2 separate regions of the Homo sapiens genome follow, and region 2 is linked to region 1. A link is a loop called in an ENCODE intact Hi-C map of the cell type or tissue named here. Cell type or tissue: chondrocyte. All regions are shown on one strand. Each heading gives the region's core, and the rest is flanking DNA. Links, peaks and the distances in the headings are about the cores only.

Region 1 (2,900 bases), core at 306-2,805:
CCACACTCACACGCCTCTTCGAGTGCTTGAGCCTGGCCTACAGGTGAGGGCGGTTCCGGGCCCTGACGGCCTTGGCTTCCAGGTGGGGATGGGGGGGGGGTCCGGGGCAGGACTGCGCGCTGGGGCCCTCAACACCCCACCCGAGCCCGGTCCTGCGGCTCCCGGAGGCTCCGATCACGCCCTGGACACCCCCTTTCTCCCAGCCCCGAGGTCCTCCTACAGCGGCCCAGCCCGCTGGCCCCTGACGGACCCACGCATTTCTGATTCCCATTCCTCCCCCATTCCCTCTTCCCCGAAGCGCAGACCGCCTGCGCCCCACCTCTACCTGGACCTCTGGTCCCCTCTCTCTGGTCCCAGCCCCTCCGTCCCTACAAAAATGCCAGGCGCCCCTGGTCCCTAGGCCACCCGCGCCCATCCCCACTCTCCACTCTGGAGCCACTCCACCCGACCCCCTGCAGGCCTCGGCCTTCTCCCCAGCAGCCCCGGCCCAAGCCCGCCCTATTCCTGGACCCTGAGATACTCCCAGCGCCCCTGATTGTCCCAGTTCATAACCAAAGTGGACTGGAACTGGCCCACTCTCACGTCCACCTCCCCGCAATTGCTGAGACACCTCTTCTTGATCTGCTACATTAAGGGTGGCGGGAGGAGGATGTCCCAGAAATGTCCAAGAGGCGCAGCTCGCAGAGGTTACGCCGGTGCCCGGGAGGCCTGGGTTCGCCTACCCACGTCGCCACACTAGGCTGAGCGCCCGTCGCTGCCTGGGACCCCCGCTTAGTGCCACCGAGAGCGCACAGGCCGCGCCCCGCTGCCGCTCCACGCCCCGCGTCCCAGAGGAGGGCGCGAACCCGAGGCCTGGCCCAGTGCCCTGGAGCAAAGTTCCCCGGAGTTGAGGGGCCAGTATAAATTATCAACCGAAAACCCGTAGGGGAGAAAGGGGGATCGGCCGGCCTTGATCTTTTCTCTGTGCAAATATTCCTCTTCCTCCGCGGCGCCTCCTCCCCTTCTGAGAACCGCTGGCTACAGATCGGCACCTGCCGCCCTGCGGGGGAGCAGGAGCTGGGGTGGGGACTGTGAGGGGAGTGTTGCCTGCCCCCAACCGCAGCCGCCCAGCTGCGACCCCATTGGCTGGAGGCGGAGTAACCTTGGCCCACAAGCTCTGGCCCCTGGCCCAGGTCATGTTGCAACCCGATCGGCCAGGGCGTCGGACCCGTGTGGAAAGTTCAAATTCCCGTCCCTTCTCCCTCCCTCCCCAAATGTCACGCGACTGCCTGGGACAGGGCATCTAAGGTCCTGGTACACCGGATGCCGGCACTCCTCCTCCTAAGGGTCTCCCATTTCCCACCCAACCCCAACTTTGGCTGCTCATTATATACTACACATCACTCTATTTGGGAGGGGGCCTCACTTCCAACCCTGACGATGGGTGACCAAAGAGGAGAGGTTCTGGGGAGCTGGCAAGGTAAGGGACAGAGCGCACCCCCAAAATTGCCCCCCCACCCAGAGGCTGACTCAAGGCTGATGTAACCCCAGTCAGAGATAGCTGGGGTAGAGAGGACTGTGTTTTCTTCCCAAATACCCAAATATTAATAGTAAATCTCTGGCTGGGCACAGTGGCTCCTGCCTGTAAGCCCAGCACTTTAGGAGGCCAAGGTTCTCATCCAAGGATTGCTTGAGCCCAGGAGTTGGAGACCAGCCTGGGCAACATACTGAGAACCTGTCTCTACCAAAAAAAAAAAAATTTTTTTTTTTTTTTGAGACAGAGTTTTGCTCTTGTTGCCCAGGCTGGAGTGCAGTGGTGCCATCTCAGCTCACTGCAACCTCTGCCTTCCGGGTTCAAGAGAATCTCCTGCCTCAGCCTCCTGAGTAGCTGGGATTACAGGCGCCCACCACCTCCAGCTAATTTTTTGTATTTTTAGTAGAGACGAGATTTCACCATGTTGGCCAGGCTGGTCTCAAACTCCTGACCTCAGGTGATCCACCTGCCTTGGCCTCCCCAAGTGCTGGGATTACAGGCATGAGCCAACATGCCTGGCCAAAAAAAATTTTCTTTAATCAGCCAGGTGTGATGGCACATTCCTAGTACCAGCTACTGGGGAGTCTGAGGTGGGAGGATCACTTCAGCCCAGGAGGTTGAGGCTCCAGTAAGACATGATGGTGCCACTGCACTCCACCCTGGGTGATAGAGTGAGACCTTGTTGGAAGGAAGGGAGGGAGGGAGGGAGGGAGATGGGGGGAGGAAGGAAGGAAGGGAGGGAGGGAGATGGAAGGAGGGAGGGAGATAAAGGAGGGAGGGAGATGGAGAGAGGGAGATGGAGAGAGGGAGATGGAGGGAGGGAGGGAGATAGAGGGAAATGGAGGGAGGGAGATGGAGGAGGGAGGGAGAAGGAGGGAGGGAGGGAGATGGAGGGAGGGAGACGGAGGGAGATGGAGGGAGGGAGAGGGAAGGAGATGGAGGGAGGGAGGAAGGGAGAGAGGGAGGAAGGGAGGGAGGGAGGGAGATGGAGGGAGGGAGGGAGCTGGAGAGAGATGGAGGGAGGGAGGGAGATGGAGGGAGGGAGGGAGATGGAGGGAGATGGAGGGTTGGCTCGGTACCAGGAGAGCTTCTAGATTTCCCCATTTGGTAGTGGAAAAGCCCTGAGGCTTGAACTGGGACAGTGTTTTCATCCTCAAAGACCCCCAGTTCCAGGGGTCCCCTGGAGGGGAGCAGATTACAGGAGCTGAGTGTCCCAGGGGAGTGACTATATGGGAAGAGACAGTAAGGCAGAGAGTTCAGAAGGTGGTGGGAAGAACAGCGAGCTTGACCAGGGACCCACCTGAATCAGGGACCAGCCTGACCCAGAGACCAGCCTGCAGAGGCCTGGCAAGGTTTCACCCTCTGCAGGTTAGCGTGGGCAGAGGGA
Region 2 (2,900 bases), core at 290-2,789, 93 kb before region 1:
CTCCAGCTCCCAACTCTCCCTCTGCAGATGGGGAGTGAAGGGGGTCACTGGGGACTAGCCAGGGGGCCTCAATGCTGTCGCAGTCCCTCAGAGATCAGAAAGGCCACTTGCAGGTTACAGGTAACAAAGAGAGACCGAAGACAGGGCCAGGGTCACACAGCCAGGGAAAGACTTTTAGGTTAGAGCATCCCCAGGAGCCCCACTCAGGCTGTAGCTGCCTCCTCCCCTCAACTCAGAGACTCCCTGATTTTCTTCCTGGGGACTTTGCAGAGCTGACCTTTCTCCCTGGGCCCAGAACATGTATTTGTCTATGTGCCAGGTCATGTGGGACAGACACATGGGACCTGTTGCAGGAGGCTGAAGACGTAGCAAGGAGGGAGAGTTGGAGCAGCACAATCCTGGAAGGCTTCCTGGAAGAAGAGACCCTGGGATAGCACAGGAGCAGGAGCTGGATTTGAATAGGAGGAGAGAAGGTGATCCAAAGGAGGGGACAGCTTAGTGAAGGCAGAGAGATTGGAATGCTCAACCAGGAGAGAATAGCAGGTGGTCCTGACAGCTGGTGTCTGGGGCCCCCTGAAGTGCCTTGAGGTCTAGACTAGGGCCCAACTCACTGGAGCAGCCCAGGCAGGCCTGGATGGGAAGGCCCAGGGCCCTGCTTTGCCCATCAGTTTCCCCTTCTCTTTCGTTGCTGGGAAGAGTCTGGCGGTTGGGTGGCAACACCGGGCAGGTTCATCCTTAATCTCCCTCTGCTCATTTCCTCATCTGCAGAATGGAGCCAGTGTTACCTACTTTGCAGAGTGGCAGGCACGAGAGTGTAAGAACAGGAGCCGGACAGGGCTCGCCCGATCCTTCCTCCCATTACGTTCCAGAGGTTTCCCAGCATGAACGATGCATTTGGGTACATTTTCATCTGGGGTGCAGGTGGAACGGCCTCCCGGGACCATCTAGTTCAACCTCCTATCTTACAGATCAGAAAACAGGTCCAGAAAGGGCCAGGTGTTTATCTGAGGTCATGCAGCCTGTGGGGGCAGAGCCTGGCCCCTTCCACGGCCTGAAGCTGCCTCCCTGAGCCACTCTGGGGCCCTGTGAAGGGGCAGGCTCTGCAGGGCGGGGACCTGGTGTACACACAGCTGGAGGCTGGAGACAGGGTGAGGAGGCTCAGATTGCACAGCCGTCTTTCCTGGAGACCCAGCTTGGCCTCTCGCACACCCCTGACTCAGCTCCGGGCCTCTCTGCACTAGTGATATTGACTTTGATTAGTCATTTAAAAGAAGAAGGGAAAAAAATAGCCCTCGAGGCAGACAACAGCCACTGTGCTCAGCAGTGATGAATCAACCTTGCCAGCCTGGTGGCTTCCCCTGGGACACGCCTGGAGGCTGCCTGGCCTCTGCGCCTCTTGGAGGAGTCAGACTATTACATCCAGGAAGGTGTCCTGGAATCCTGGAGTCTCTGCTAGGAGAGACCACCAGGGCTGCCCCACCTCTGCCAGGGGAAGCTCAGGGCATCCAGCTCCCCGTGGTTCCAGCAGGGTCTGTTCTTCCTAGCAGTCTCCATGCTAGGGAGGTAAGGAGCACTCCCTCCCAGCCTTCCTGGTTGGAGGTGGTGTTTTTTGTTGGTTTTTTTTTTGTTTTTTTAGACGGAGTCTCGCACTGTCTCCAGGCTGGAGTGCAATGGTGCCATCTCAGCTCACTGCAGCCTCCACCTCCTGGGTTCAAGTGATTCTCCTTCCTCAGCCTCCTGAGTAGCTGAGACTACAGGTGTGCATCACCATGCCCGGCTAATTTTTGTATTTTTAGTAGCAACGGGGTTTCACCATGTTGGGCAGGATGGCCTCGATCTCTTGACCTCGTGATCTGCCCGCCTCGGCCTCCCAAAGTGCTGGGATTACAGGTGTAAGCCACCACACCCAGCCAATTTTTTTTTTTTTTTTAGACGGAGTCTCATTCTGTCATCCAGGCTGGAGTGCAGTGGCATAATCTTGGCTCACTGCAACCTCCACCTCCCAGGTTCAAGTGATTCTCCTGCCTCATCCTACCGAGTAGCTGGGATTACAGGCATGCACCATCACACCCGGCTAATTTTTGTATTTTTAGTAGAGATGGGGTTTTGCCATGTTGACCAGGCTGTTCTTGAACTGCTAACCTCAGGTGATCCACCCACCTTGGCCTCCCGAAGTGCTGGGATTAAGGCATGAGCCACTGCACCCGGCTACCCCTATAAATTCTGATTCAGTCTCTTTGGGGTGGATCCCTGGAAGCCGTTTTTGTTTTTTTTTTTTAACCCCCCCAAAGGATTCTGGTGCTCGCCCAGCTTTGAGAACTGCTGAATGCAGAACAAAAAAACACCAGGATGTTAGCTGGGCTTGGGGGCTCACACCTGCAGTACCAACTACTTGGGAGGCTGAGGCGGGAAGACTGCTTGAGCTCAGGAGTTTGAGACCAGCCTGAGCAACATAGTGAGACCACCATCTCTACACAAATTTAAAATTAGCCAGGTGTGGTGGCAGGCACCTGTAGTCCCAGCTACTCTGGAGGCTGAGGCTGGAGGATTGCTTGAGCCTGGGAGATCAAGGCTGCAGTGAGCTATGATCTTGCCACTGCACTCCAGTCTGGACAACAAAGCGAGATTCTGTTTCAAAAAAAAAAGAGCTGGGCGCGGTGGCTTACGCCTGTAATCCTAGCACTTTGGGAGACCGAGGCGGGTGGATCACCTGAGGTCAGGAATTCAAGACCAGCCTGGCCAACATGGTGAAACCCCGTCTCTACTAAAAATACAAAAACTAGCCGGGTGTGGTGCGGGTGCCTGTAATCCCAGCTACTCGGGAGGCTGAGGCAGGAGAATCGCTTGAACCTGGGAGGCGGAGGTTGTGGTGAGCCGAGATTGCGCCACTGCGCTCCAGC

Evidence for each region. Hi-C counts contacts between places; a loop is a spot of excess contacts. Peaks named below come from ENCODE experiments on the same cell type or tissue, not always from the same donor. Only the 100,000 strongest peaks of a DNase experiment are listed, where the experiment ranks them.
Region 2: it touches region 1 in a loop (2.9-fold over the local background); 21 of 110 quality-filtered maps call a loop at or near these places.

What each region holds. Positions count from the first base shown.
Region 1 is chr7:73,621,343-73,624,242 of GRCh38, reverse strand. It overlaps MLXIPL (MLX interacting protein like), which reads left to right. Exons shown (of 17, transcript NM_032951.3): 1 at 1-43. Among named protein-coding and RNA genes, the nearest start is that of MLXIPL, 1.7 kb to the left of the region's middle. In chondrocyte, for the core only: no CTCF peak of the experiment used is centred there; no DNase peak of the experiment used is centred there.
Region 2 is chr7:73,714,154-73,717,053 of GRCh38, reverse strand. All of the region lies in intron 1 of STX1A (syntaxin 1A), which reads left to right. Among named protein-coding and RNA genes, the nearest start is that of STX1A, 4.1 kb to the left of the region's middle. RefSeq lists an enhancer at 1,076-1,607. In chondrocyte, for the core only: a CTCF peak has its summit at 1,440; no DNase peak of the experiment used is centred there.